Linked DNA regions of Mus musculus: region 2 is linked to region 1. Evidence: chromatin loops called from intact Hi-C (ENCODE). Cell type or tissue: left cerebral cortex. All regions are shown on one strand. Each heading gives the region's core, and the rest is flanking DNA. Links, peaks and the distances in the headings are about the cores only.

Region 1 (15,881 bases), core at 4,564-12,563:
CAATCCCACTCTGTTTTGTTTGTTTTTAAGTACTAGCCACCCCACAGAGTCCCAGGATCAAAACCCATGGGACAGAGAGTCAGTTGGCTCCAGAAAACTATAAGCAGCTTTCCCAGACAGGTCATATTGCCCAAGGACAGAAATATTCGTAAAGGGAGACAGAGCAGAACTGAGAGTTGGGGAATCAATGGGGGAGAGGGATGAAGGGATTAAAGGATGAAAGGAGAGAGACAGCAAGGGAAGAATGAAGAAGGGAGAAAGAGAGAGAACGCAGGAGGGAGGGGAGGAGGGAGGGAGAGAGCGCCAGGAGGGGGCTCCCCTGCTTCACCAAGATTATGAAGAGGAGGCAGGCAGGGCTGCCCCAGCTCCCTCACCACCAGCCCCTGGAGCTCCCCAGCACCTCATAGCCCTTCTGAGTTCATTCTCTTCAACAGCCCTTGCTTGAAAAGTTGACAAATGAGACTATGTATTTACAGTGACTGACACAGACATTCAGTATGTTCAATTAAAACCGTCAGAACAGCAGCCGGTACCTGGAACTGACTGCCAGCCAGACTCTGGCAAGAGCATCACATTTACCTGCTCAAGCAAACTTGCAACACCCCCGAGGGAAGCACAGATCCACCCAGTCTGAAGATGGAACAGAGAATACCCAGAGCTGAGTGATGATGGTAATGGAGTGACCATCATCATTAGCCACCTTCTAAGCCTGTCCTTACCTCCCCCTCACCTCCAGGGCAACTTCAGACCCCTGGAGTCCACAGCTGGGAGAAGGTGCGAGTGGTGTCCAGGACAGGAACATGACTCACCTTCACAATGATATCCATGGCTTCATGGTTTTCCTTCTTGCTCGCTCCAAAGGACCTCACATTGAAGGAGCAGAGCCTTAGGGCCAGGGTGTCATGGAGGGCAAGGATGAAGAGCAGCAGGGAGGCCAGGCGTGGGGAAGCTGGGTGCAGGGACATCTTTGCACTCCTGGGACTTCAGGCTGGATGAAGACAGTGCCTGGCTCACTGACTTATAAAGCAGGCTGATAACAGGAATTACTGGATCCCTCTAGGTCACTTTCACTTCTCTGAGGAACTCACCATCACGCGTTTCAATCCCCAAGGAAATGAAGGTAATGGGTTAGCCATTAGAGAGGCCTCTGGTTTTCTTGTCCTCATGAGGAAAACGTCATGCTGCATTTACAAACCAGCCTCCTTAAAAGCCACTCATAATCTCAGTGGGCAGGGGTGGGGTGGGGTTAGCTCTGATCTCTAGGCATGTCTCCTGTGGTAGCCATGGGCCTCTCCCTGAGAGTTGATGAGCTTGGCAATGTTCACACAGAAGGAACTGGACTGGTGGAGCCACCTGCTGGGGGACAAAGACCTGGTGAACAGTCACCACTGGACACATCTATGCAGTGTCTCCTTAGCAGTCCCCGTGGGTGCATAAGGTCAGGTTTAGTTTGAATTCAGTGAAGCAAGGATACCTTGGCATCTGAGGAAGGTGAGGTGGAGATCCCAGGAGCAGAAGCGTCACAGGCTGAGGCCCTCAGAGGCAGCAGAGATAAAGAGCCAGCAGGAAAGTCCCAGGGTGGGCAGGGCTGGGTCGTGTGACCCAAACAGGTGTTTCCAGTGTCTGACGCAGCTGTGCGAAGCAATGTGTGAGCAGCCAGACAGCAATCCTGCGACATGCACACACTACTGTGTCATCACATCTCATCAGCAGCTTCAGGCTTGCGGTGAGAAGCACAAGCTAACGTTGTGTAATTCTAGCAAAACTCATGTGTGTAAACCAAAGCACCAGGGATGGGGTGGTGGAGCCGCACCCACGTTCCAGATCCTACAAAGCTGATTGGCTAATACCACCGCTCTGACTGAAAACTCAAATTCTCCTGCAGCCATCTTCAGCGCCCTTTAAAGGCCACCCATTGCCAACACCTGTGCTTGACCTCACATCCTGTGACAGTCAGGTAAACCCCTGTTGGAATACATGGGCAGAGCCCTAGCTCCCTCTAACCAGGAATCCAAGAATGTCATCAGGTGGCAACTAAGGCCAATAACATGGGTTTTTCTGCTTTGTTGAAGCCACCTACCTGGTATTCCCACCAATGTTTTCTTTTGTTTTGTTCCTATAAAAACATCCTGAAACTAGGGGCTGTAGAGATGGCTCAGAGCTTAAGAGCACCGAATGATCTTTCAGAGGGTGCCAATTCAACTCCCAGCACCCACATGGCCATTCATCATGGTCTGGAACTCTAGTTCAAGGGGTCCTCTTCTGGCCTCCACAGACACCAGGCATGCACAGGGTGCCAGACACCCATGCAGACAAAACACCCATACGCATAAACAAGCAAACAGAACCCCAAGATGTTATCGTGTAGAAACTCAGTATCTGGGAAGCCTAAATTTATGCTTCTAGGCCACCATCATTCATATCTGGTTCTCTTAGTCCCTATTCTCTCACAGTGGGAGCTGTATTCTTGTGGACCCCTTTGTACCAGCTGATGAAACAGGCTCTCAGTTTCAGCCCCACAGGACAGAGTATACGCAGGCTGTACTTGCACTGAAGAGAACCACCATAGGAAGAGAAGGCTCACGTGTCATGCTTTCAAAATTCTTTGAAATTTCCTTTTTCTCCTTCTCTTTTTCTGAAACAGGACCCCTAGCTCAGACTGACCTCAAACTCCGTATGTAGCCAAAAATAACGTTGAACTTCGGATTCTCCTGCCTTCACCTTCTGAGGGCCCCTGCTCCCCCTTCTTGTGCTTTGGGAGGTCAAACCCACAGCCCCAAGCATGCTAGCAAGCATCCAACCAAGCAAACGACCTCTCCATCCCCTTAGGGGCTCTTGTTTGGCAGAACGGCCATATTTCTTGGTAGGTGCTCCAGATCATGCACACTTCCTCTCCCACTGCCTCCCTCTCGCCCCTTCCACTCCTCACCCCTGCTTCCAGCCCCAGGTGTAACACCCCCCTAACACTAGATCAGTCTAGTTGAGAATGTTGGTGTGGAGGTCAGAGCAAGTGTGCTTCCAGTTACTGGCTGTTCAACCACACACAAATAACTAAACCTCTGTGACCGTTCCCTCACTTTAAAAATGGGCAATATTTGCTCCCATATAGTACAGCTGTGAAAGTTAGTTTTTAACTAAAACGCTAACTTAGCACAATGCCTAGCCTTTCATCTGTGTGAACAAAATATTGTTATCTGTGAACTGGAGAGCCAGTCCAGTGGTCAAGAGAACTTGCTATGCAAGCATGGATTTGACTTGGGAGCCCAGCACCTGTGTAATAACTTGGGCGTGGTTTTTTTTGTTTTTGTTTTTTTGTTTTTTTGTTTTTTCGAGACAGGGTTCCTCTGTATATCCCTGGCTGTCCTGGAAGTCACTTTGTAGACCAAGCTGGCCTCGAACTCAGAAATTTGCCTGCCTCTGCCTCCCGAGTGCTAGGATTAAAGGCGTGGTCCACTAAGCCCGCCTGACTGGGCGTGGTCTCATATATACCTATAGCCCCAGGGTTGTGAGGGATGGAGACAGGGACTTGTTGGCTGTCAGTCTAGCCAAAAACTGTGAGCACTCCAGGCTCAGTGAGCCCCTGCCTCAAAGGAATAAGGTGAAGAGTGGTCCAGGCAGACACTGGACACACTCTTTGGCCCTCCACATCTATTGACACACACACACATGAGCCCATGCTGCACTCACCACACTCATCACATATGCAACACGGGGGGGGGGGGGGGAGTTGGGGGGAGGGAGGGAGGGAGGGAGGGAGGGAGAATTGGAGAAGCAGTTTCTAAAATATCATAGGAAAAGCATTGCTATTTCTAGTTTTCAGATGAAGGAACAGAAAGTCAGAGACAAGACATTGCGTTGAGCCCAGCCATTGGTTATGGTGTGACATCGAAGACTTTCATTTGCTTTCTCAAAACGAATTCTCTTGGCTAATTCTTTGTTTATAGGTACAAAAAGACCCGTATAACTTCAGACTTTGCCTGACCAGTCTGTGACTTGGAGCTGGTGATGTTGCAATGCATAGATTATTAGATCTGCCAGGCTGGGCTAGGGAGAGGCCAACAAGATGCTGGTTTGGGGTACAAATTTCAAGGTAATGCCAAACAAATTAAAAAATCAAGGTAATTTCATTACATATTTTGTAAAAATCAAAATTTATTAAAAAAAAACCATAGTGAACAGAGTATCGATCTTAAATAAGGGCACAAATGGGACCTTGCTTTGGCGTGACTCTATCTTCTTCATTTCGCATTAATTCCGCAGCTGGCATCTCATTCCGGAGTTCCGCGTTGGCCCTTCAGGGTAGAAACTAGAGGAAGCAGCGCCCTCGTCTGGCAGGTGGGAGCACGGTTTCTTGGCTGATGAGCTGGCTGTGCCTTCGCGTCTCCCCCCTCAGTGCTAAACACTGTCCCTCAGATTTTAATCAAAAGAGCGCAGTCGGTCAAACGATACCATTGCAGCTCTTTCTCCAGTTCCTCCCTCTGGCAGCTCTTCTCTCTCACTTTCCTCCCTCCATTGCTCTTCTCTCACAGCTTTCTTGCAAACAAACAGGGCAAGGCCTCTGGAGATACTAAAGCAGCTTGTTGGCATCAAGCTGACCTTCCCAGCCTGACCACAAGAGGGCGCTGTGAGGGCCTGGAAGCAGAGGTACGCTAAAAATTATGAAGTTCTTTCACCTACCTACAATTATCTTCTTACCTTGAAATAATCCCAAATGTACATACAAATCTCAAAAACGGTGAGAAGAAATCATATACTCTACCTAACCTTTCCTTTTTGCTAGCTGCTCTGTGTACAAGTTTTTCAATTCAGGTGCAGGATTCAGACAGTGTGACTTTTTACCCTTAAACATCAGGGTGCATGACCCAGGAACAAGTATGTTTTCTTTATATCCAGATGAGTATTACCAAAACCAGGTTTAACAATGATACAGTATTGTTACCTAATCTATAATATTACTCCGGTTTTGCCAGCCAGTTTAGTAATGTCCTTCATAGTACCCCCCGTCCCCCGGGATCCCATCTAAATTACGCATCTGTGTAGCAGTCTTGCCTTGGGTCCCCTCTAATGTCACAACTGCGCACTGGCATTCCTGACAAGCCAGGCTCGCCACCTGTCCTCAATGGGCCTTAAAGAGAAGTGAAAGTGAAAAGCAGAGAAAGGAGATCCCTTCAGTTGGTCACACTGGGAAGAGGGACAACTAGGACAGTGACTACCTGGAAGGCAAAAGATATGCATCATTAACAGTGCAGGCTAGCCAGGTGGTGGTGGTGCACGCCTTTAATTCCAGCACTCGGGAGGCAGAGGCAGGCGGATTTCTGAGTTCGAGGCCAACCTGGTCTACAAAGTGAATTCCAGGACAGCCAGGGCTATACAGAGAAACCCTGTCTCAAAAAAGCCAAACCAAAAAAAACCAACCAACCAACCAAACAAACAAACAAACAAACAAACAAAAAAAAAACCAGTGCAGGCTAAGGTCTGACCCTGCCTGTCACAGATGCATCACTGTCTAGTCTGATCTGAAAAGTGGTCCCACATTTTGTCAGAACTCCATGAAATCACTTCCTGGGAGGCAAGTCGCCCCCCTCTGCCTGACAGGAGACTGGTCTGACAGTATTTCCCTTAGAACATCTTTATTCTCACTCGAACATTATATGACCCCTCCCTCCATCATAACTTTGACTATCTGAAAGCACACAGTCCAATTATATAGTAAAAGCTCTCTGAATGTGTCTAGCTCTCTCTCTCTCTCTCTCTCTCCCCCCCCTTCTCCCTTCCTCCCCCTCCCCCACTTTTTTTCTGGTCTCAGGTAGCCTAGGCTGACTTTAAACTTGCCATTCTCCTGTCTCAATGTTTCCTGTACTGGAATTACAGGTATGTGCCACCGTGCTTGTCTAGAAATAATTCTGTGAGTCACTGTGATGGCCTTTGTGTATGGTAGCGGTTCTAGAAGAGTGTTTTTGGTGGTAATCACTGCCAAATGACAGAGCCAGGAGCGTTTCCCTCAGAAGCTCCTGGTTTGTGTTAGGGTAAGAAGCTCCATTTTGATTCTGACGAGTTTCAAATACACAGAAACACCAAGCTCTCTGGACACCCAGACTGTGGCATAGGGGTCCCCAGTGGATTATGAGTCATGTTCTCGGAGCATCATATCTTCTTCTGAGTCATCCTACATTAGGCTTCCATAGGTTAATCCATCAGAAGCCACACCAGCTGAAAAGGCAGAGTAGGAAAGCAGGTTGGAGCAGCTGTCAAACCTCAACTAAATGGTGACTCACAAGTGACTCTCCAGGTGGGAATGACACTCTAAGACAGGGAATTCCTCTGTAGAGGAGAGCCTCCGAAGAGGCCCCCAGACCAAACTTAGATGCAGGTCAGTGCCATTCCAGTCCATAGTGTTCTGATTTAAGACATCAGCTCTGGACACTTTGACACGAGTAGTTCTTGATGTGGTATGTGGAATCATTGTACACAGTGGGGCTTTCCAGACACTTTCTCAACAGTTTGCCCTCACAAGGGTGGAGGTTGCGTTACGGAATATGATTGATAGAACTGTGTTAAGAGGTGGTGGAACCATTAAAACAAGATTAATGACTAAGAGGGAGCAGTCCTCTTCTACAGGACTGGGCTTGTTCTAGCAAGAACGACACATTAAGCCAGGTGTGATGTCACATGCCTGTCATCCCAGGACTCCACAGGTGTACGCAGGTTGAGTGAGACAGTCTAAGCTACATGGAAGACTATCTCACCTCCAGGTTGTTACAAACCAATCCTCCCACTGGGTTCTGCTTTCTTCTCACTCTGCTTCTTCCTCCCCATGTTTTCTGCAATGTGTTGAAGCAGTCAGTAGCACACAGCACCTCCCTGACCGGACCTTCCAGCCTTCTGAGCCGAGAGACAAGATGAACCTAGTTTTGTTGTTGGTGGTGGTGGTGGTGATGGTGGAATTGTTTATTTGTTTTGTTTTGTCTTGTATTTGTTTCATTTTCAAGACAGGCTTTTCTCTGTATAACAGCCCTACATTTCCTAGCTATATGTATATAACTAGCTCTGTAGACCAGAACTGGCCTGGAACGCACAGAGATCCACCTGCCTCTGTCTCCTGAATGCTGGGATTAAAGTCAAGCAGCCACCACACCTGGCTCTTGTTTCTTTATAAATCAGCCCAGTATTCTGTTATACCAACAGAACTCAGACTAAGAAAAGCATGAAAGGATGACCAAAATGCCTTCTGCCTTAACTCAGAGTTAAGGAATTAATGGGCTTGTCTTCAGTTTCACTGAGTTTTCTGGGTCTCTGAAATATCTGTATCCAATGGCCAAAAGTCAGTCACAAATTTGAATTGCCACACTAAATCTCTAGCTCAAATCGCCTTGCGTCCCATTGGCTACTTTAGACTTTCCAGTTTGCCCAAGCGTGATATCAACTCAGTCCCTAGGGTACTAGTTTTGCAACACTAAATAAACAAGTCACAGGCAAATCGGAATTAATTGATCATTCTGGCATTAGGGTTAGGTTAGGACGCAGAGGATGGGCAAGCAAGAAGTAGTAGACATAATATTTATTTTACCTAAGAATTTCTTAACATGGATAAATGTAAGAGGTAAATGCTATACTGTCCCTATTGTATAGTAGGGTATAAGCTGGAGCTGAGAGAGAGTAGACAAATTCTCAGAGTGTCCATTGAGTGATCGGCAGAATTGACATGCCAGAGACCAACCAGTGCCCTCATCCTTTGCTTTGCATTGCCCTAAGGAGCTCCTGTGTAAAGGTGGTACAGAGAAAGTCCAGAAACTGTATTTAGAATTAATTCTGGGACTAAAAGCCAATTCTCTACAGAAAGTCAGTGGAAGCTGTTTCCATGGAGACCCACTCACATCCAACCTAGCTGTGTTCAAATGTAGCCGCAATGGTGAGGAGGCGTCGTCACTAAAATGAGGTGCATTTCCAACAGTCCCCCCAGTTTCTCCAATGTCTCCCACAGGTTGTGAATTCAGTGGAGTCTTTACCTCAGCCTGCAGCATGTGTCTCACAAAGCCTCGGAGGTCCTCCAGAGCGCCAGGTTGGTTGACAGGCCCTTATCACCCCTGCAGTGACTTTGGACAAGTTACCCAAAACTGAGGTTCGGTTTCCCTATGGTTAAACAGCAGACTCACAGGCTGCCGCTGAAAGCAAGGGGGTTAATGCACACAAACCGAAACGTTACGCCCAAACTAGGGAAGGAGGAGAAGTTCCGCCAAAGGCTAACTGCTCACCTGCCCTTAACCAGACCAATCTGCTTGGGACCTGGCCTGAAAAGGGCGGAAAGCCGATCACTCTGCTCTCTACCAGCTGCTTTCTTCTAGCTCTCTTCCACAGCACCTCACTGGCTGTGTTTCAGCATCTGTCACCATTCTCACTCTGAGCTCAGCCTGTTCCCTGCCACTTCGGGATCAAGTGGCTCACACACTGGAGCTGTTTCCACTCCCCGTGCAGCCCACTGTGCCGCCAGCTGCAGTGATAGGGTTACTTGTTTGTTTGGCCGCCCACACAGATTGTCCTATGCTGCTTTGTGATTCACTGTCCCCTCTAACCTCAGTTCACAGGAGAGGGAAGTAGGTGTGCTGCTTGCCTGCCTGCCTGCCTGCCTGCCTGCCTGCCTGCCTCCCTCCCTCCCTCCCTCCCTCCCTCCCTCCCTCCCTCCCTCCCTCCCTCTCTCTCTCCCTTCCTTCCTTTCTTCCTTCCTTTTTCTTCCTTCCTTTCTCTTTCTTTCTCAACAGTTTCGTTGTCCTGCAACTCACTCTATAGACTCAAGAGATCCAGCTTGCTCTGTAGACCAGGCTGGCCTCAAACTCAGAGATCCACCTGGCTCTGCCATTGGAGTGCTAGGATTAAAGGTGTGCCCCACCACTGCCCTCATCGGCTTCTTAAAAATCCATCTCTGTGCTGTGCCTCATGTGTGAACTACTGTGCTCCTGTTCTAAGTCCTGAGGGCTCCCCCCCCCCTTTTTAAAATTAGGGATGTTTTTGCTTTTCTTGACTCTGCTCATTCCTACGGATTTTAGAACAATCTTATGTCCCTTGAAAAGTGCTGTTGAAACTAGTGCTGCAGTTACCCCCAGTCTAACTTCAATGCTTTCCTGAGCCCTGGATTCTGGCTGCATCTAGTAACCAGGGGGAGCCCTTTGTTAGAAATCAGAGTCACACCTCAGGGGTTCTAGATCTGCTTGCCTCTCTGCCCTACCTGAAGTGGGACCTTCAAAAGCATAGGCTATTGAAGACCACAGGGATGTTTCTATTTGGCACGATGAGTGGCCTTTTCTCTTGATCTGGTCACTTGAACTAAATTGCGTTATTGGGTACATTTCATTCTATTCTGAACCGCGTTCCCCTTGGAGGACTTTTTCAACCAGGAGCTTTTTTATATGGTGCTGAGAAGTAAGTCAGGATTGAGTTTTGGATTTGCTTTGGATTTCCTAAGCTCTCAGGGCCAAGACCCTGCATAAATCTTTTTGGTGTGATACTCAGTAGTGCCAGGCAAACAGTAGATGCTCAATAAACGAAACAGTACCCCACGTGCTTCGTGGCTTCGCAGGGCAGAGTGGCTATGCCTGCGCCCTAATGACCCCCCCCCCCCAGCACTTTTTGTGAAAGGGATGATTCGGCTTGGCCAATGGGTGCTCGTGCGGAGAGGCGCTCCGGGGAGGGATACTGACTGTATCTCCGGGTTTGATATTTTTTGAACCGGGGATGGGGAGCGTCCCCTGGAGAGCGTCCTCCAAACAAATTCCAGCTGCTGAGACGACGCCTGATGCGGGCTGGGAGGGTTTTTCTGTCGGAGGGCGCGAGCGAGTGCGTTGCGCCTTTAAGGAGTCAAGCCAAGCCCACTGCCGAGAGCGAGAGTGCGCAGGTGCGGGGACCTGGGACTGGAGGGCGGCGAACGGGCAGCAGGACCGCGGTCACTGAGGTAGGTCTGGTGAGCGAGGCAGAAGGAAAGGCGACGGTGGCTACGCTCTTAGGAGAGGGATGGCAGCCTCCCATTCCTACGACCTGACCACCTGCTCCCACTTTCCGAGACCAGTCCCTTCTTCACCCCAGCATCGCAAGGGTGAATGCAGATAAGTCCCAGATACAAACCTCCCTTCGTATTCCATTTTCCCGCTCTCTCTTAAGGTGCAAATCCCGGGTAAAGGCCTGAGACGTCCCCAAGCCGGGTCTCGTCGCCACTGGTTGGCCGCCTGCCAGCCTCCTTAAACCCAGGGATAGAGTGAGAAGTGGAATCTGCATCCTATTTCTCTTCCTCCTCCGGATGCTCCGCGCTTGTAGCAGCCGCGGTGCCTTTCTCCTAGTGCCAGGATGGATTTAGTCCCGCGCTCCCCCCAACTCCTTGCTTCCTACACCACCCTGGAGCAGGGCTACAACTCGCTCTCCTGGTACCAGGGAATCTCGGCACCCTTTTGAGGATTCGTAGTCTCGTTGATTTAAAAAAAAAATGTCAAAGCTTAAAGACCTTGTTTTTGGAGTTTGAGAGAAAACTGGGCAGGCAAGATGTAAATCTCTGTGGCTGATGGTAGAGGAAGAGGAAGACCCTACCTCGTGTCCTTTGAAGTAGGGTCAAAACAGGCGCAGCAATGGGAAGTCTGCAAGCAGCTGTATGGAAGGAGTTCCGAATGTCTGGGAGTGAGTGTTCAGAATGTCAGGGCAAGCGTGCTTAGGATCTGAAGAAGAGGCGGAAAGGGGGGAAGGGGAAAATTGGATTTTTGAAAGAGAGCTCAGAAAAGCGGGTAAACTGAGCAGTGAAGACGTGTAAGCAGCCGCTTTGTGGGGTCTGTATGTACTTATCTCATGAAGGTGATTATTGTACGTACCATTACCTTAGCAGTCTTCAGGCATATCAGCTTTGCTAAGAGGCGGTCTCCTGGCTAGGTGACTGACAAGTCCAGTTGGATCAATTCTTAAAGACCGTGCTTTACCGGGAGGAAACGCGGTCTTTTTCTGGGAATCAACAAAGACCACCTGCCTCTAGCTTCCTCCCCTGCATATGGCACTTGAAATATTAAAGAAAGGCAATTATGACGCTTCCTTTTCTTAAAAAAAGAATGCGTTGCCAGGGATACCAGAGGTGGAACCCAAAACTCATGATGGGAGGGGCCAGTCCATTCTCCAAGTCCTGTCTGGCTGTCTAACACTCCCAAATGACCTAGTCCCAAATGACCTAGTCCCAAATGACCTAGTCTCATGTCACCTCCCCTACCATGACCAGACTTCTGTACTTCCCCTAACATCTCTCTTCTTCCACTAATATCAAATGTGCCTCCTTTCAAGTTGTGCTTCCCAGCTTTTGGCGGAGTCAGGATGCTGGTCTAACTACTTTGACAGCCAGAACTCGTTTTATCATCCCCGAGGCTTTCTGGTCATCCTAGAGATGCAGATTGTGAAATGCTAGCTGCAGGACAGAGCACATGATTCATTCCCGGGTCCACAGATCTAGGGAGAGACCACATCCACGTAGTGGGGCACAATCAGTCAGCTGTGTGTGCAGGGGATAAGTATTTTGAGTTAGGTGCTAGGTGGTTAACAAAAGGAAGTCCTGCTCTAGCTGGGACCTTGAAAACAACCATTGCTTCACTCCCTGCTCAAAAATCCCTTGTGACTGCCCGGCTGCTCCTAGCTGGTATTGAAAAATTGAATGTAATTATAATGGCTAACATAAAGTTAAGTACTGACTTCCTGGCTCTGTCCTAAGCCACTTAAAGAATGTCACTGGAGTTACTGCCCTGATAGTACCACAAGGTGTGTGTCTGGTTGATACAATTCTTAAGGGACAGTTCTCTGAGACTTTCAAAAATGTCCCTTCCCAAGACACTGAGTTTGACCTCAGTGTCACTGAGCCACTGACTTTCTACCTAGTTTTAAGAACTTCCTTTTTTTTTTTAATTTTTACTAATGTATATGGATGGTTTGTCTGCATGTATGTCTGTATATTATGTGTATGCCTGGTACCTAAGGAAGTTATATGCGGGTGTAAGATTCCCATGGAACTGGAGTTACAGATGTTTGTGAGCCACCATGTAGGTGCTGGGAATTGAACCTGGGTTCTTTGCAAGAGCAGCCAGTGCTCTTAACTGTTTAGCCAGGTTTAGCCCCTGTGGCTAACTTCTTATTTATTAATAAGAAGTATTTATTAATACTCTTGTAATATAGGGAATAGAAATATGGCACCTGTGTTCTTGGTACCAGTTAATTTTTCTAAAGTTCACCTTTATGGGTTGGGGAGTAAGGAAGATAGTGTTAGAACGCTCACCCAGGAAGTGATAGGCCCTGGGTTAATCCCTGGCATAGCTAAATAAGCAAATTATGGTTCTCTGATCATCAGGGAGTCTTTAGCGCTCTCCAAGACAGACAGACAGACAGACACACACACACACACACACACCTCTCTCCATGGAAGACAGCAGGTAGACTGGTTTGTAAAGTAATAGTAGGCTCATTATTTCTAAACCCTGTAACACTAAATTCCCTCACTGCAGCCCAGCAGGACCACAAGGAGAAAGGCTCCTGCTATATTGGTACTGTAATTGCTTTTGTTCATACATAAAAGATTTCCCCCACAGTGAAAGACTTGAGCGCACATTCCCACTCTGCCTGCTATGACCCTGGGCACATTACCTACCCCCTGAGCTTCAGCTTTTAGTAACTGTTCCTACATTAGAGGAGCCTGGTGTGTGGGTCACCAACATGGGTTGAGATTGCTGACCACTACTTGGGATTGCATGAGCTATATTCAATCACAAATAAGCAACTCACACTTTGTACTTGAAAGTGAGTTTGGCCAAGCAGAAGTAAACATTTTTTTTAAACTCAAGCCTATGAAGTTTTGTAAACTGTAACCCATCTCCTAAGATTGCATTGAGAGCAGATTGACTTTCTCTTTCTTGAGCTCCTATAACTGGTAGGCCATGAGCTCTGTGGGGATTTGCATAGGGAGAGTGAGTGTGGACACAGAGATTGTGCAACTGGACCCTAACCCTAACCCTAACCCTAACCCTAACCCTAGCCCTAGCCGTAGCCCTAACCCTAACCCTAGCCCTAGCCGTAGCCCTAACCCTAACCCTAGCCCTAGCCCTAGCCCTAGCCCTAACCCTAACCCTAACCCTAACCCTAACCCTAACCCTAACCCTAACCCTAACCCTAACCCTAACCCTATGCAACTTCATGTGAGGAGCAAAAGCTGCCTTAGAGATGGCCTTGGTTCACAGGATGTGTTGCTGCCACAGCTCTGTCTTGGGGGAAGATTTTAGAACCAAGGATCATATTTGGGGTTGGGAGGGGAAAAAGAAACTGAGCAGCTGAAAGAATACTCTTTACTAGTTTTTGGATGTTTTGGTGACTAGATCAGTTATTGTGCTGTGACTTCAAAAAGAAGGGCAGAGGTGTCACCTTTAAAACTCCGTGTTTGCAGTATACCGAGAGGCAAGTTCTGCAGGCTGTATTCCCCACTCCCCAGGGTGGAAGGGGTGTGGGTGCTCACCCCGGGGCCTTGTACATGTTAGGCAAGCGCTCTGTTATCGAGTGTGCAAGTCCACCCTTTTTTTTTTTAATTAAAAGTTAATTACATGTTTATTTGTGTATATCTCTACATATATACCATGGCACACACATGAAGAGTTGGTTCCCTTCTTCCATCTTCTAGGCCCCAGGGATTGAGCCCAGGTTGTCAAAGTTCATGTCAGGTGCTTCCTTACTGAATGATTTACCAGCACACACGCGCACACACACACACGCACACACACACACCCACACACACCACACACACCACACACACACACATGCACACACACACACACACACACACCACACACACACACAGACACACATGCACACACACCACACACACACACACTCACACACACACACACCACACACAGACACACATAACACTCACACACACACACCACACCACACACACACCACACACACAGACACACACCACACACACACAGACACACACCACACACACACAGACACACACCACACACACACACACACCACACACACACAGACACACACACACCACACCACACACACAGACACACACACACCACACACACACACACACACACACACACCACACACAGACACACACACACCACACACACCACACACACCACACACAGACACACACACACCACACACACCACACACACACACTACCACTGCCACCACCACCATCAGTTTTTCTTATTAATTTTGAGCATCTGACTGGCTGAAGCTGGCCTTGAATGTTTCCTGTGCTGGAAGGCATGGCCTTGGTGAATCTCCTGTCCTAGTTGCAACCCTGTTGCAGCTCAGATTACAAGCTTGCACTGCAAGGCCAGTGGAAAATGTGTTACTTTTTAATTTCTCTGAAATTGCATTTAGTTGGAATACAAATTGACAAATATGTTGAGCTTAGATACTTTAAGACATAAATCTTTATACATTTCCCTGCTCTAGGAAATGTAAGAGGCCATAAAACTTTTATTTTGTGACCCTGTAGGGACAGAAACACTTTCTGGGGTTTTTTAATATACTAACGATTAGCCACATGTTGCTATTTTAAAAAGGGCTTTCAATTAAATTTAAAACTCAGTTCCTGTTTCAAATATGGCCAACAGCTGTGTGAGGCAGGCTTTCATGGAAAGTTCCAAATGGCAACACTGTATAACTTAGACCTCAAGAAAGCCGCCTATTGGTGGCATTAATATCTCCTGCTAAATTGTCTACAGGCCAAGAAACAGAATGCACAGAGGGTGTGTCATTGTGAGGCAGGAGCATCAGAAATCTTCTTACACTTGTTTCTGCTGTACCCCTCCCCCCAGCTTTATCTACTGCTACATTTTGTGCACACTTAGAGCCACATATGGACCAGGCTCCAGTGTAGATCAGTGGTACCGTTCTTTCCTAGCTTTTGTAAGTTTCTGAGTATTTAGACTACCCGCCGTGAGGGGCAGGTGCTCTGAGACCCATATATCTCGTTTGGGCAAGTGATAGGGTTCACTTGCTGAAGTGTCTGCTTCATGGTGAAGGAAGGAGGATGCGCAGTTCCACGTCATCCTTGGCTACGCAGAGCAGGCTTGAGGCCAGCTTGAGGCCAGCTTGAGCTTTCTTGCGGGCCAGCCAACCCACAAGAGTTTTAAAATCAGTATTGTGCCTGCCGACTCTGAGGGAGATGCTGATGTGAAGCCAGGTTTGAAGAGTTGGAAAACTGTAAATTTAGAACCCTTGACAATGGAAGACATCATTTCTGGGTAACTTTCGTGCATAATTCCAAGTTCCTCACTGAGTTTCCATGGTGATGAGATGGGCAGAAGGCTCAATCAGGATAAATTTGTCCCTTGGGAGATGTCAGTTTTGTTTCATTTTGAGACCTTTCTGCTCGTCCTAGTTTGTGAATGGCATGGCTAGGTGAAGGCCAGGGATGTTGAAGGCAGGATAGCCAACATTGCTCATCTGTCACCCATTGTCACTTGCTAAGAAACCTGACATGGACATGCTTCTCAGAACTCGAAGGTGTTTCACCTTGGGTGTGGTTGTCTGTTCATGGAAGAGCAGGAGGCGGTCAGGAGCCCTGGGGGTCAGGTAGTCGTTGTTCCTATGGCTGGATGGGCTGTGTTGGCTAGGTCTCTGGTACTGCAGGGAGGGACAGTGCTGGAAGGGGTGAGCTGAGGTCCCTAACTGCTGCAGTATGGGATCCTCTTGTTAAGCAATTTTCTAGAATAGCAGTAACCTTTGCCTGAGAGTTTTCCAGAAGCGTTGTCTGTTGGCCTAGGAAGTTGGCCTTGTCGTGCAGAGTCTAGGTTTTACACACTTGAGGACTGGACAGCAAGTAAGCTAACCCCTGAGTGTGAGGACAGAAACACCTA
Region 2 (15,881 bases), core at 3,171-11,170, 60 kb after region 1:
ACAAGAGGGTAAGAGAACAAGGATGTTGCTAGGTAATTGTGGGAAGGAGCATACCTAGCTGTTGCCAGGTAACTGTGGGGGTGGAGTCCAGACAATACCAGGAACAATACCAGGAGCTTGGGGCATTGCTGATAGCCTCACACCTCTCTGCAGGGGGCTGTGGGAGGCTTTAGCTGCCTTGGGAGCCAGAGGCCCAGGAGGCCTGGAACTCCTACAGTCCTATGAAGGCGGAAGTCACCGCCCACCAGGGCTCCAGGGTTCCAGGCCTGTGCTCGACCGGGAACCAGGCTGTCTGTGCACAGTTCACCGGGCAACAGGCCCCGTGGTTCTCCATCTTCCTTCCACCTCCTCTTCCTCCATCTCTCGCTCAAGACCTCCAGTCCCACCTTTCCCTTCCATTGCCCAATCATTAGCTCTAGCCTTTTTTTGGCCAGGGAGAATGGGGAGAAAGTTCGGTGAGATCTCCTAATCTACATTTGCGGGGGGGGGGGGGGGGGGGGCAAGCCCCTCTTGAGGAAGCAGAATGAACATCAGAATACAAACAGCCCCAGGGTGACCCACAACAATTGTGAGTCCTATGTGGGCAGAGCAGAAGCAGGAAGTCACACTGTACTTACAGAGATTAGAAATGCATGAAAAATATATGTTTCTTTCTTTCTCGTCCTCTGCAGGTGCTTGATGTGTCCGGGGCAGACATATTAGCCAAGTCAATCTCTAACTCCCAGGTAGAGGTTCTGGAAAACTGTGGCCATTCGGTAGTGATGGAGAGACCGAGGAAGACAGCCAAGCTCATTGTCGACTTTTTAGCTTCTGTGCATAACACAGACAACAAGAAGCTGAACTGAGGCTGTTGCCACAGCTTGCATTGTGCACACAGCATCTGCTCCCATCCCCAAAACCTGACACAGTAACCACTCTCAGGGATCCTGCCCCAAATGCTGTCTGAGCACCAACAGCCCTGAGGAAGCCAGTTGCCTATCCCAGTATCCTTGGTTCCACAGAGCATCAGGGGCCACAAGAAACTCTCCAGGATCCTTTTTTTCAAAATAGAAACCTAAATGGAACAAACAAACAAAAAAAAAACAAATAAAAAAATCTAGCCATGAAGCCTACCAGAAGTCTTCAAGTTCATGTCACTGAGAAGCCAGTGCTAGGCAGCCACCCTGGACCACGAGCACCACGGACACTTTCTTTAAGACATTCCTCATACATTAAACATCATCTATTTCCGTTGTTGTTGTTGCTTCCGATGTATCCTCTGCATGGTCAGTGGCTTCTTCTACAGGAGCTTTAGTCATTTACTGAAAACTCTTGTTTAGAGCTAAGTCAAGTTTTACATATAGGCCACGTGTGAATGCAGCTGCCCGTTAACCCAAGACCAGGGAAGAGACAGCGAACTGTGGAAGAGGTTTCTGCCTCGAGGCCTGATACACAGGAGGCTGAGGCAGAAGGATCCAAGGTCAAGGCCTGCCAGACAGGTACAGAGTGAGTTCAAGGCCAGCCTGAGCTACTGACTGAGAAGAGAAAATGTTTCTACCTTTTTTGATGTAGAAATGTACATGGGGGGTGGGGTGGGGCATTGCTCCACCTCGGTCAGCCCTAAGAATTGACCAAGAGGGAGAACATACAGACTGATGAGTTTGGGCACCCACAGATCAGATGCATCTGACCAACCACAGAAGAACACCTGACTGGGAAGGTGCTCTAGGAATGATTTACAACTTTAGAAATAGGACTAATAAAGCAATAATGTGCTAGACTTCTGTCTAATCAGACTGGAGGGTCACACCAAGCAGCTCATGGGCATCTTTTCTATTCTGCTGTTCTACTGAAAACCCTTGGAAGTAAAATACCGGTTTGTTAATGAATTCTGTGAATTCAGTGAACAATAGTGTGATTGAAAAAAAATAGTCCAAACAGCTGTAAAAGAGACCACAATAATGTGAAATAAATTTACTAAGTCTAGGCTGGCAACACCCAGGTACTTTTTATTTCTTAGCTCCCAATGGGCTGTAATATTAGTAGATTTCTGTTCACTGAAAAATGTGCGTATCTGCAGGGACATAAGAGGAGGCCAGAGGTTGAGGGTTGGCATCATATGTCTTTCTCAGTCACCCCCCTCCTTATTTTTAAGACAGGATCTCTCAGTGAACCTGGAGCTAGTAAAGCCCTTGTATCCTCTTAACACCCAGCACTGCGGTTGCAGGCGCATGCTGCTGTACTCAGTTTTTTACACGGGGGCTGGGGATCCAAACGTGGGTTCTCATACTAGCACAGCAAGCCCTTTCCTGAGCCCTTTCCTCGGGCCATAAAGTGTGTTTTTTTTATTGCACATTTACTGTGATTATGTTTCGGTGTCTGGTTTTCCGTAGGGTAGAATAAGGTGGGTGCAGGGGCTAGTGGAGCTGCAGTTACAGGAGGAGTAGTATGCTGCCTGACATGGGTACTGGGATCTGAACTTGGATCCTCTGCAAGAGTGATGTGTGCTGGTAAATGCTGAGCTATTTACTCCATCATCCTAAGTGTCTGGTTTTTAAAACTATTTGTTACACATACAGTTTTTTTTTTTCAGACATTTACGTCTGAGTGAGGGCGTTAGATCCCTTAGAACTGGAGTTATAGACATTTGTGATCTGCCATGTGAGTGCTGGGAATTGAACCTGGATCCTCTGGAAGAGCAGCCAGTGTTTTAAACTACTGAGCCATCTCTCCAGCCCCCTACACGTGTTTTTAGAGTACTGATATTATCTCTCAAAAGCAGAAGTCAGGATCGTAGGATCAGAGGTGAGGAGGATACATCTGTCCCAACACTGGAAGTAACTGGCACCAGCGGGACCCAGGCACGCAGGGACTCCGCCAAACCAGTGGCACAGGTTCCTTCTGGTCTGTCTGGGCCGATGCCCTGAGCAGGCCTTGGGCACAAACTCCTGTCCGCAGCCAGCTCCACAACACCCAGAGGAAGATCTACTCCCAGGCACTCTAACACACCCAGGATTACAAGGACAGCTTGACTCTGAGGAGTTCTGACACAACCAGGATCACAGGAAGAACAGGCTCCAGTCAGATATAGCCAGGGCAGGTAGCACTAGTGATAACCAGATGTCTGGAGGCAAGCATAAGAACATAAGCAACAGAAACCAAGGTTACTTGGCATCATCAGAACCCAATTCTTCCACTATAGCAAGTCCTGGATACACCATCACACTGAAAAAGCAAGGTTTGTATCTAAAATCACTTCTCATGATGGTGATAGAGGACTTTAAGAAGGACATAAATAACTCCCTTAAAGAAACACAGGAGAACACAAGTCAACAGCTAGAAGCCCTTAAAGAGGAAACACAAATCCCTTAAAGAATTACAGGAAAACACAAACAGGCAAAGGAAATGAACAAAGCCATCCAACATCTAACAATGGAACTAGAAACAATAACGAACTCACAAAAAGAGACAGCCCTGGAGTTAGAAAACCTAGGAAAGAGATCAGGAGTCATAGATGCAAGCATCACCAAGAGAATACAAGAGATAGAAAAGAGAATCTCAGGTGTAGAAGATACCATAGAAAACATTGACACAGCAGTCAAAGAAAATGCAAAAAGCAAAAAGCTCCTAACCCAAAACATCCAGGAAATCCAGGACACAATGAGAAGACCAAACCTAAGGAGAATAGGTATAGAAGAGAGTGAAGATTCCCAACTTAAAAAGAGCCAGTAAATATCTTCAACAAAATTATAGAAGAAAACTTCCCTAACCTAAAGAAAGTTGCCCATGAACATAAAAGAAGCCTACAGAACCTCAAATAGACTGAACCAGAAAAGAAATTCCTCCGGACACATAATAATCAGGGCAACAAATGCACTTAATAAGGATAGAATATTAAAAGCAGTAAGGGAAAAAGGTCAAGTGATATATAAAGGCAGACCTATCAGAATTACACCAGACTTCTCACCAGATACTATGAAAGCCAGAAGATACTGCGCAGATGTCATACAGACCCTAAGAGAACACAAATGCCAGCCCAGGCTACTTTACTCAGCAAAACTCTCAATTTTCATAGACGGAGAAACCAAGATATTCCATGACAAAACCAAATTTACACAGTATCTTTCCATAAATCCAGCCCCACAAAGGATAATAGAAAACACCAACACATGGAGAGAAACTACACCCTAGAAAAAGCAAGAAAATAATCTTTCAACAAACTCAAAAGAAGATAACCACATGCCAAGCAGTGGTGGCACACACCTTTAGTCCCAGCACTTGGGGCAGAGGCAGGTGGATTTCTGAGTTCAAGGCCAGCATGGTCTACAAAGTGAGTTCCAGGACAGCCAGGGCTACATAGAGAAACCCTGTGTCAAGAAAAGAAGAAGAAGATAGCCACACAAACATAATTCCACCTCTAACAACAAAAATACAGGAAGTAACGATCACTTTTCCTTAATATCTCTTAATATTAAAACTAATATTACCAACATATGCTAATTAATTGAAATTCAAAAATATGAGGAAATAGAAATCTGTTGGCTGTCATTCAGTGGTCTCTCTAATTTGGTAATTGGAGAAATAGGTCCAGTGTTGTACTAACCATATACTTTCTGCTTGTTTGACAGTGTCTTGCTATACATCATAGAATGGTCTTGAGGTCATGCTTCTCCTATCTCAGCCTCTCTATTAGTAGGATTGTTTATTTGATGTTTTTACTCAATACTTTGGTTTTCAGAACAGCTTACATATTTCAAAATTATTTATACAACCAAAAGAAATGTAGACAATTAACTTGGGAGGTGGCTTGTAAGAGAACAACAAAGAGTGAGACTGAATGTCTTGCTTAATATTTATATTGTATCAATATAAATCAAGAAGAGGACCTTATAAGTTACTCTTTTTCTGAGATGAATGCTTTTCAAATTCATCACAGCCAGTGAAACAGAATCTTGCCCTCACCTAAAGTCTGTGCCATCCTTCAAGCAGAACCATTGTTCATTGAAACATTTGATTAATGACTTCATGGATAGATCATCTTAATACACACACCATTTCTAAAATGAATGTAACCTGTTCCCCGGCAGGTCTAGCCTGAGAGAAGAGAACCTGGTCAGTTGTGGGATGGTGACAGTCAGGGCCCCAAACACACCCAGGCAGGGAGTCTGTCAAAGCAGGAACTCAAAACTCGCTTTATTGTATCAGTCTTTTGTTTATATAGGGTTGAGGAAGGAGGTGGGAATTTTTGGTGAGGTGAGATGACATAGGGGATGGGGAAGAGTGACGGAGGGTATAGGGTGAGATGACGAGAAGTGTGGGGTGATCTCACGGGGCCTATAAGAAATTGACACATCAGCGGAAGCTAGGCAGAGGCAGGCTTAAGCAGGTTGTGCTGAGTCACTCCAATATGGAAGTGAACAAGACAGGTCTCTAAACTCGAGTAAAGGCTCAGACTTCCTCACTAGGCCTCAGTATCTGGCCAAATCAGGCCCAACACCAGTAGGCTGAAAATAATGACAATCACTCAAGTCAAATAGCTTTGACCAGGCCGGTGTTGGTGCACGCCTTTAATCCCAGCACTTGGGAGGCAGAGGCAGGCCGATTTCTGAGTTCGAGGCCAAGCCTGGTCAACAAAATGAGTTCCAGGACAACCAGGGCTACGCAGAGAAACCCTGTCTCAAAAAGCCAAAAAAAAAGAAAAGAAAAAAAGAAAAAAACAGCTTTGACCATAGCCGGAAATACATATCCAAATAATCATGCCTACAATTCATTCTTTGGAGCAGCAGAACTGTCAACTCTTAGCTTAGCTACTATGGAGGTAAAATCCTTTGGTGATGTGAGGGACATTGAAGTACAGCCTTATTACAATGAACTCCAATGTCTAAAAGTTGTTATTTTGGGTTTGTACCACAGTAAGAGCCAAGATATTAAGCTCTACTAAAAACAAAACAAACAAACAAACATCAAAAACAAATGGTTTGGTATGACAACAAGATGTGCAAATGTCGAAATTAGTTTAACCATATCATTAACACCATATAATAGTAATGTTTGTTTGTTTACAGAGGGCTTATTAGATAACCCTGGATGGCCTGGAATTTGATGGAGGCCAAGCTGTCTTTGAACTCACAGAGACCCACTTGCCTCTGCCTCCTAAAGGTTTGGATTAAAGGTGTATACAACCAAGTTTCTGTTATAGCAGAGACTGAAGGAAAGGCCATCCAGAGACTGTCCTACCTGGGGGTCCACCAAATATACAGTCACCAAACCCAGACACTATTGCAGATGCCAAGAAGTGGTTGCTGACAGGAGCTTGATATAGTTGTCTCCTGAGAGGCTCTGCTAGAGCCTGACAAATACAGAAACAGATGCTCACAGCCAACCACTAGACTGAGCATGGGGTCTCCAGTGAAGGAGTTTGAGAAAGGTCTGAAGGAGCTGAAGGGGTTTGCAACCCCATAGGAAGAACAATAATATCACCCAACCAGACCAGAACTTCCCAGGGACTAAACCACCAGCCAAAGAGTACACATGGAGCCACCCATGGCTCCAGACACATATGTAGCAGAGGATGGCATTGTCTGGCATCAATGGGAAGAGAGGCCCTTGGTCCTGTGAAGGCTTGATGCCCCAGTGTAGGGGAATGCCAGGGCGAGGAGGTGGGAGTGGGTGGGTGAGTACCCTCATAGAAGCAGGGGGAGGGGAGATAGGATGGGGTGGGGGCAGGAAAGTGGATAACATTTGAAATGTAAATAAAGAAAATACCCAAGAAAAGAAAAGAAAAAAGTCATGAATATTTGGCAAATTCACACAAGAAAATGAATGTATGGTTTATTCTTGTTTTAACAAATGTTTGAAAGTTTTATCAGTACAATGATGTTTATTTTAAAGTCTCAGAGTGATAGCCTATTAAAAATGCAAAAGAAAAAGGACAGCAGAAGTCATCAGTTTGCTCCTTTTCATTTGCTTCTGTTTTTTATAGTTTAAATGGAAATCCATGGTGAGATGTGAATGTTGACTAGAGAAGCATGCGCTATAGTTCTTAGAAAAGATACAAAAACTGACCTCTAGCTTGTGAGGCGCAGCCGATGCACTGATCAGGAAAACGTACAGGTGTGAATGCATGCGTTAGAAAAGAACGGCTGAAAATGGGCAAAATTAAGCTTCCACCTCCAGGAGCTAAAAGTAAAGTGAGACAAGGGAGTCCTTCAACAGGAGAGAGAGTCTACAGAATCTGTTCTGTTTCTCAGAGGAACTAGGCAGTGGATGTTTGTGCATCCTGATCTTCATTTACCAAGAGTTCCCAGCCTCTGGGCAGGGGGTGAGTCTCTATCTGGGTGGTGAGAGATGGGTTGCTATCAATCACTAAAGAGGCCCTGCAGATCAGTTTTGGAACAGCTGACTCCTGGACATAGAATTTCTTCCTGGTGAGGGTTAGAAGCCCCTCCCCCGGGGGTGGGGGAGGTGTAGTGTGTATACTCATAACCATAGGACCTGGAAGGAGGAGGCAAGAAGATCATGTGACCAGAGCAAGCCTGTCCCAAAGCACAGAGGGGCGTGGGGAGAGGGATCTGCCTTGTGGCAGGGTTTGAGCTGTCACCTACCTGACTGGAAGAACTGAAGGGACTGTGGCCAGCTCCAGCGTTGCAAGCATGACTCTGGCAGGCCTTGCCCTTCTCTCCATTCTCTCTGCCTTGCTAAAAACTGTTAGATTATATTCTGAAAGCTACTCCCCAAGGTCTATTCCCTAATTTAGCCACTTCCTCCTCCTAGAGCTGACTGTCTAGGTCCAACTATCAAAGTACTGAAGCCCACAAGTCCTCTTTGGCTCACCTAATTAACAAACCCAGTTAAAATTAAACACCTCCTTCTAACAGGCTCTCCCAGTTTTTCTTTATAAAGCACCATTTGCCTATGTGTTAGTCTGTCTCCCTCTATCCAAAAGCAGTCCTTTGACCCACTCCAGAACAAACACTCCCCTAGGCCTCTCCCTTGTCTCCTTTCTCCCTCTTCTTTGTTCCCTCTGCCCCTCTTCCCCTTCCTCTACCTCCTGTCTTTGTCCCTCTGGGCAAATAAATCTCCTTTGTACTGAGAGCTTGGTCTTGGGGGTTCTTTTCAAGAACAGTAGGCAGGTTTTGCAGGAGGACATGGCCCCCACTCCCTCCACTGTCAACAGAAAACCTGGAATAGAAGTCATGAACCAAGAATATGAGTTGTTTTTGATAAACACATAAAATAGGTTTTCCAGTTCTCTGCTGGTTCAGCCATGCCGGGAGGTCCCTTGCACCCTGTTTCCTGCTTCAGTACTCACAAAAAGCGTGCTAGTTACTGCCAGCTAGCCTCCTCCACACCAGATCCTGCTGGGCTCTGTGCCTTTGCTGAATTCTGAAGAAGAAAGGAATCATTCATTCCAGCCCTTCCTGCAAGACTGCCAGAAAGTTCTGGGATAAAAACAAAAAGCCCCAGCAGACTCCTTCCCCCTGCATGGAGTTAGGACCATCGGAGTCCTTGCAGATGGAGCCCTCTGGGCAATACTGAAGATACCGAGGGACAAGCAATGGTGAGAATATTTGCCATCAGTCTGGGCTTTTTGTCCAGGATGGGGGGACAACAAGAATGACATTGGTACTGGGTGACATATGCCAGATTGAATGTTCAAGTCTGCCTGTTCAAGTCTATGTTCTGCAAGAGCTCCTGTGATGGCCCATATCCCAGGGAAGTCATACCTGCTCTCTGCTCTGCTCTCTGCTTTCTGCTCTCTGCTTTCTGCTCTCTGCTTTCTGCTCTCTGCTCTGCTCTCTGTTCTCTGCTCTCTGCTCTGCTTTCTGCTCTCTGCTCTGCTTTCTGCTCTGCTCTCTGCTTTCTGCTTTCTGCTCTCTGCTCTACTCTGCTCTCTGCTCTACTCTGCTCTCTGCTCTGCTCTGCTCTCTGCTCTGCTCTGCTTTCTGCTCTCTGCTCTCTGCTCTGCTCTCTGCTCTCTGCTCTGCGTTCTGCTCTCTGCTCTACTCTGCTCTCTGCTCTGCTCTGCTTTCTGCTCTGCTCTGCTCTCTGCTCTGCTCTGCTCTCTGCTCTCTGCTCTGCTTTGCTCTGAGGAAACTCTCAGAAAGTACTGGGACTGGAATACCTTCCAGGTGGGGCAACATGTCTGAGGCTACTGTGTTTGTCTGGTCCCCTCTTCTGTCTCCTGCCTTCCTATGCCTTGCCTGGTATCAGCCACCCATGGGCACAGGCAGTTACCCCTAGTTACTGGAAACATGGCTCTGCTGTTTTCTATCTCTTCCAGTGTCACTCTGAAGCCACATAGTAGACTTCCTGGTTAGCTGTCAGGGGCTTAAAAAGTAGAAGGTGTTTTGATGGGGAAGGAATGAACAAAGTTGGGACAATAGCAAAAGCCTCAAACTACCAGCCAAGGCCTGAGCAGAGCTGCCTGGAACAGTACTTGGGCTACTGTTCAAGATCCCTGATACCCCAGGGCTTTGTGGTTTAGTATCACCCACATTCTCTAGGCTGATAACAACCACAGTGTGGGCCTGTCCGGTCCTATGCCTGTGGTGGCAATAGGGGTCTGGAGTCACCATCACCGATATCAGAAAGGAAGAGACATCAGACTGCTGAGCTGCTGCTGCTCTGAACACCAGTGGGAACTGTTCCTTTCCGAGTTTCGGGATCTTTGGTTCCTAAACCTTCAGGGTAGTGAATGGGAACCTTGGGCCATACAGCTCCATCAGGTGATGGGAATGAAGGATTCTGACAATCCCAGTGGCTCAAGGCCAAAGCTAGCTGGGACATGTGACTCTCATTGGCTGAAACACAACTCCTGGAAGGTGACTGCCAAGACGACTGTGAACCTAGTTCCGTAATTCCTCACCAAGGCTCTCAGGTCTGAATGTCAATTCAAAACCATCCCTGTGTAAAAGGACCATGGGACTGTATATGCCAACTCAATGCATAATCAATCCGACACGCTCATGTTTCTGCTGTCAGTGTAAGTTGGATGACATAGGAAACAAGTCTTTGCTTCACAATGGTTTGGGTGAGGAGACCACGATTCTGTTCTGTATGTTTGCTTAGTTTCAGAGTCACAGATAAAGAATGGGAGCCTGCTCTCCAGGTTTCAGCTCTTCTGTTGGAAGAAGTGGGTAGCACACAGCAGAAGAGAGTTTTCCAGCATGGAGAAGGGACAGCCTGAATGTGGTGTGTGCCATAGCACCCTCTTCCTGACCATCAGTAGCTTGCCCTAATATTTTAATTATCAATGTCAATAGTACATATCACTTTTATTTTCTAAATGTTAAGAAGAAAGGTACCTATGCCTCCTGCCCTCCCCTCCCCCATCATTTTTTTGGGGGGATGTCTGTGCATGCAGACACATATACATACCTATAAACATACATACCTATAAACAGGTACTTTTGTGGGTTTAAAAAAACAAAAATGGCATTGGAAATGTAAATGAGCTAAATACCTAATAAAAAATGGGAAAAAAAAACAAATACCAAAAAAAAAAAAAAAACATAAATGGAAGCCAGGCAGCGGTGGCACACGGCTTTTTTTTTTTTTTTTTTTTTTGGTTTTTCGAGACAGGGTTTCTCTGTGTAGCCCTGTTTTGAAAAACCAAACCAAAACAAACCATAAATGGAGTTATGCTGGGAATTATTGTTGCTCCTGCCACCTGCTTCTCTTACCTCTGTACCTTTGGTCTCTTCTAAATCTAACCCCACAGAGCCCCAGGTTTCTGTAAGGGAAATGCAGAGTTCTCCAGATAAGATGCATCTAACCATTTATAATGGCAAAAACCTGTGATTCCAGCTACTTAAGAGGCTAATACACGAGGGTGACAAGTTGGAAGTCAGCCTGTGACATCCTATCTCAGAATAGAATGAAGCGAGCTAAGGACAGAGCTCCATGACAGAGTCCTTGTCCTGTGAGGCTCTGGAAGACAGGAGGGGGATTGGTGCTAGAGTGGGGTAAGGGACTGTGTTTGAATAGCTACGGTCCCACAGGCTCATGTGTTTGAATGCTTGGCCATAGATGGTGGCACTATTAGGAGGTGTGGCCTTGTTGGAGGAGATGGGTCACTGTGGAGGTGGGCTTTTATGTTATATATGCTCAAGTGATGCCCACTGTGAGACACACACTCTTGCTGCCTGCAGATCAGGATAAAGAGCTCTGGGCCCCTCCAGAACCTTGTCTGCCTGCCTGCTGCCATGCTTGCCACTATGATAATGACGATTGACTAAACCTCTGCAACTTTAAGCCATCCCCAATAAATGGTTTCCTTTCTAAGAGTTTCCCGGGCCATGGTGTCTCTTCATAGCAGTAAAACCCTAACTAAGACAGGGACAGATTCAAGACCCACACCAGGAACCAATCCATTTCAGTACAGGATGGTTGGATTTTCCTGTACTGAGGTCTGGAGGGTTGTTTTTGTTCTCCAAGATCTATCTAAGGAGAGTCTCCCTCCCTCTCTCTCATCATTTACAAGCTTAGCAAAGCTGGCTGAGACACAAAGTGACTGACTTTGGTGCCAACAGGCACATATCTGCAGAAGTGAGGGCTCTGAAGCAGAGACTAAGCCATGCTCTCATTAAGTGTTAGAGGTGTTTGGACCTGCAGCTCTAGGTCAGGGCGTCTAATCTATTGTGATCCACTGAGCTGCTGCAAGAATCCCTGCCCGCACAGGCCACTCATATCCCTCCAGCTCCCCTTTAGTAACTTTTGGGATCCAGCCTTGCTGTACACGGCTGCTGGCTCAGCTGACTGACAGGCTGCAACCACCCTTCTCCCACCTTTTTGTGGCTGCTCGGTAAAACAAAAGGTACCCAGTAAAAATTTAATGTCAGATGAGTAATAAATACATTTTTAATAAAAGCATTTAATTTGTGTCCTACTGATTGTTTATTTAGAACTTGGATTTACTGGGTATCAAGATTTAACTGATAATCCTGGTTTTTTGTTGTTTTGTGTGGTGTGTGCATGTGTGGATATGCATGTACATGCGTGTACACATGTGTGTGTGTGTGTGTGTATGCTTAGAGGAAGCCATTCAGCGTCCTGCTCCATTACTGTATGCATTACTCCCTTGGGACGAGCCTCACTTAATCCAAAGTCTACCTTTATGCCAGGCTGGCTGGCAGTAAGCTCCTGGGACCTGCTGCTTTTTATCCCACAGGTTTGCGTGCACCTGAACTCATGTGGTCTCCTACTGAGCCATCCCAGGCCAAACTTCACAGATTTTGTTGTTGTTGTTGCTTGGTTTGAAGGTTGGGGTAGGAAAGAGAGACAGGGTGAGCCATGTAGCCCAGGCTAGCCTTAAGGTCTCCATGTTCTTGTCTCAGCCTTCTGAGTTCTCAGGTGACAGGCATGCGCCACCGTACAATGCATTCTTATGTTCATTTGCTGCAGCTGAAAGCAAGTGGCCACAGACAAGGAAGGCTTGATCTTCCTTTGAGATTGCCTCAAAGATTGCAAGTCTTTTATACTCCAGAGCCCTGTGGGGTACAGACTTCAGAGGAAGCCTGTTGGAGGTCAGTCTGGTGCTACAAATACAGAAGCTAAATTCTGAACCCCAAGATCTGGTTGCCAGACAAATGAGAGAATTCTCACATACATCACCTTTGTTGTGTAAACCTTGCTCCCCAATTTAAAGTTAATTGATTAATAAAAGGCTTAAGCCTGTGAATGAGCAGTGGACAGAGTAAGGCAGGACTAGAGGATCGAGTGAGGGCTCTCAGAAGAGATCAAGGGGAGGAGAAAGAAGATGGAGGGAGCAGGGGGTCACCATTAGATGGGATAAACCAGAAGCACGTGGCCGAGAGAAGTACACCATGAAGCCAGACTGATGGAGCAAAGCAGCCGAAGCAAGACTCAGCCAGCAAGCAACGCAGCGCATACAGTTTGTACGTAGCTCAGACTCAAACAGCCAGCAATGCAGGGCATACAGTTTGTATGTAGCTCAGAAACTCCCTGTAGTGGCTATTCCTGGTTGTCAACTTGACAATATTTGGAATGAACTACAATCCGGAATTGGAAGGCTCACCAGTGACCCTTATCTGGAGGCTTGGAGATCCTTATCTGGATCTTGGTTTGAAGATCTTGATCCATAGTGGCTATGGATTCCAGAAGATTGAATCTCCGAGTTTAAGGAACACACCTTTAATCTGGGCTCCACCTTCTGCTGGAGACAATATAAGGACATTGGAAGAAGGGAGTCTAGCTCGAGCTCTTGCTCCTTCGCCTGCTTGCTGCGTGAGACTGAGTAACTGCTAGATCCTTGGACTTCCATTCACAGCTGCGACTGAACAATTGTTGGGAATTGGGCTGCCGACTGTAAGTCATCAATAAATTCCTTTACTATTTAGAGACTATTCATAAGTTCTGTGACTCTAGAGAACCCTGACTAATACAGAAGTTGGTACCAGGAGTGGTTCTAGAGTAACAGAAGTACAAGGATGAATCTTTTAAAATACTGGAATTGGCTTGTTGATCCACCAGCACTTTCAAATATTGAAACCTCTCCAGATTCTCTCCCTCCTGGGAGCTCAGAGAATTTTGAAGACCCATGGTTGAAACTATATTCCGAACTTAAAGAAGCTAATGACCTTGATTTTCTTAATGAATTAGGTGATTCAGTGCATAAAGCTTTCTACAAGATGGGGAAAAAATCGGAAAATGATTTTACTGGCTGGCTGCTCTTAGTATCTGTGGAAAGAATGATGAATGAAAGGAAGGAGTTGTGTGATAAAATCGAAAGGCTCCAGACACAAGTAAACGATCTAAAAGTTGCTAAGTGTGTCCTTGAGGAGAATCTTCTCTCTTGTAGCAATAGAGCTCAAGTTGCAGAAAATCAAACAGAAACTCTCATTGTAAGGTTGGCTGAACTACAGCGAAAATTCAAGTCTCAGCCTCAGAGTGTGTCGACAGTTAAAGTAAGGGCTCTAATTGGCAAAGAATGGGATCCTACAACATGGGATGGGGATGTGTGGGAAGACCATGTTGAAGCTGAGAATTTTGAATCCTCAGATTCTCAAGGGTTTGCCCCACCTGAGGAAGTAGTACCCTCAGCCCCACCTCTTGAAATAATGCCTTCCCCACATGAGGAAATTAATTTTGCAGAGTCTGCTCACGGCCCACCAATAGTTTCTTCTAGACCTGTAACCAGACTCAAAGCAAAACAGGCTCCTAGAGGGGAGGTAGAAAGTGTAGTCCATGAGGAAATTCGCTACACTACTAAGGAGCTTAATGAGTTTGCTAATTCATTCAAGCAGAAACCTGGTGAATATGTGTGGGAATGGATTTTAAGGGTGTGGGATAAGGGTGGAAGGAACATAAAACTAGAGCAGGCTGAGTTTATTGACATGGGTCCTCTGAGTAGAGATTCTAGGTTTAATACGGAAGCTCGCATAGTTAAAAAAGGTGTCAAAAGTTTGTTTGAATGGTTGGCTGAGGTGTTTATCAAAAGATGGCCTACTGGAAATGACTTGGAGATGCCTGATATTCCATGGCTTAGTGTTGATGAAGGGATTTTAAGACTTAGGGAAATTGCAATGCTAGAGTGGATATATTGTGTAAAGCATAATTGTCCACAATGGGAAGGTCCAGAAGATATGCCTTTCACCAGCTCTATAAGACGCAAATTGGTGAGAGGGGCACCAGCACATTTGAAGGGTTTTGTTCTTTCCCTTTTCCTTGTGCCAGATCTTAGCATTGGAGATGCTTCTGCTCAATTAGATGAATTAAATTCACTGGGTTTAGTTGGATTCCGAGGTAACAAGGGCCAGGTGGCAGCATTGAATCGCCCGAGACAAGGTGATTCTAGTTATTATAATGGACAGCGTAGACAAAAGAATGTTTATAATAACATACCCAGTAATGGTCAGCACAGGAGAGGTGAAATTTATAATGGCATGACTCGGTTGGACCTTTGGTACTGGCTAACCAATCATGGTGTTTCCAGGAATGAAATACATAGGAAGCCTACTGCATATTTGTTTGATCTGTATAAGCAGAAAAATTCTCAAACAAATGAAAGAAAGGCTACATTAGATCGTGGTAAACAGCCAAATGAAAGAAAGGCTACATTAGATCGTGGTAAACAGCAATCTCGGCCAGTGAATCAATTTCCAGACTTGAGACAGTTTGCAGATCCAGAACCCCTTGAATGAAGGGGTGGCCAGGTTCCGCTGAGGAAGGATCTTGATAAGACACTCAAAGGTTTTGCTGTTACCCTTTCTCCAGTTCTTCCCTAGAGGGACCTACGGCCTTTTACAAGGGTAACTGTACACTGGGGAAAAGGAAATAATCAGACTTTTCGGGGTCTGCTGGATACTGGTTCTGAGTTGACACTGATCCCAGGGGATCCCAAGAAACATTGTGGCCCTCCAGTTAAAGTAGGGGCTTATGGAGGGCAGGTGATTAATGGAGTTTTGACTGATGTCCGACTCACAGTAGGTCCAGTAGGTCCCCGGACACATCCTGTGGTGATTTCCCCAGTTCCAGAATGTATAATTGGGATAGATATACTCAGAAATTGGCAGAATTCTCATATTGGTTCCCTGAACTGTAAAGTGAGGGCTATTATGGTTGGAAAGGCCAAATGGAAGCCTTTAGAGTTGCCTCTGCCAAAGAAAATAGTGAATCAAAAACAGTATCGTATTCCTGGAGGAATTGCAGAAATTACTGCCACTATCAAGGACTTGAAAGATGCAGGGGTGGTGGTTCCCACCACATCTCCGTTTAACTCTCCTATCTGGCCAGTGCAGAAAACAGATGGATCATGGAGAATGACAGTTGATTATCGAAAACTAAATCAGGTAGTAACTCCAATTGCAGCTGCTGTACCAGATGTAGTTTCGTTACTTGAGCAAATTAACACATCTCCTGGCACCTGGTATGCAGCTATT

The links. Hi-C counts contacts between places; a loop is a spot of excess contacts. Peaks named below come from ENCODE experiments on the same cell type or tissue, not always from the same donor. Only the 100,000 strongest peaks of a DNase experiment are listed, where the experiment ranks them.
Region 2: it touches region 1 in a loop (2.4-fold over the local background); 2 of 42 quality-filtered maps call a loop at or near these places.

Annotation. Positions count from the first base shown.
Region 1 is chr14:7,993,021-8,008,901 of GRCm38, forward strand. It overlaps Abhd6 (abhydrolase domain containing 6), which reads left to right and starts at 9,868. Exons shown (of 9, transcript NM_025341.4): 1 at 9,868-9,943. Gm30244 (predicted gene, 30244) reads right to left here and starts at 11,034. Exons shown (of 2, transcript NR_168596.1): 1 at 10,845-11,034; 2 at 10,472-10,694. Dnase1l3 (deoxyribonuclease 1-like 3) reads right to left here and starts at 1,162. Exons shown (of 8, transcript NM_007870.3): 1 at 810-1,162. The coding sequence starts at 965. In left cerebral cortex, for the core only: CTCF peaks have their summits at 4,564 and 9,149; DNase peaks (open chromatin) are centred at 4,568, 7,923, 8,377, 8,885 and 4 more places; H3K4me3 peaks cover 2,955 bases; H3K27ac peaks cover 3,315 bases.
Region 2 is chr14:8,054,800-8,070,680 of GRCm38, forward strand. It overlaps Gm52100 (a long non-coding RNA gene), which reads right to left and starts at 8,742. Exons shown (of 3, transcript XR_003951032.1): 1 at 8,706-8,742; 2 at 8,291-8,364; 3 at 5,689-8,160. Abhd6 (abhydrolase domain containing 6) reads left to right here. Exons shown (of 9, transcript NM_025341.4): 9 at 672-1,971. The coding sequence ends at 845. It overlaps Gm41094 (a long non-coding RNA gene), which reads right to left and starts at 810. Exons shown (of 2, transcript XR_874211.2): 1 at 618-810. In left cerebral cortex, for the core only: no CTCF peak of the experiment used is centred there; DNase peaks (open chromatin) are centred at 7,190, 7,847, 8,338 and 9,812; H3K27ac peaks cover 3,002 bases.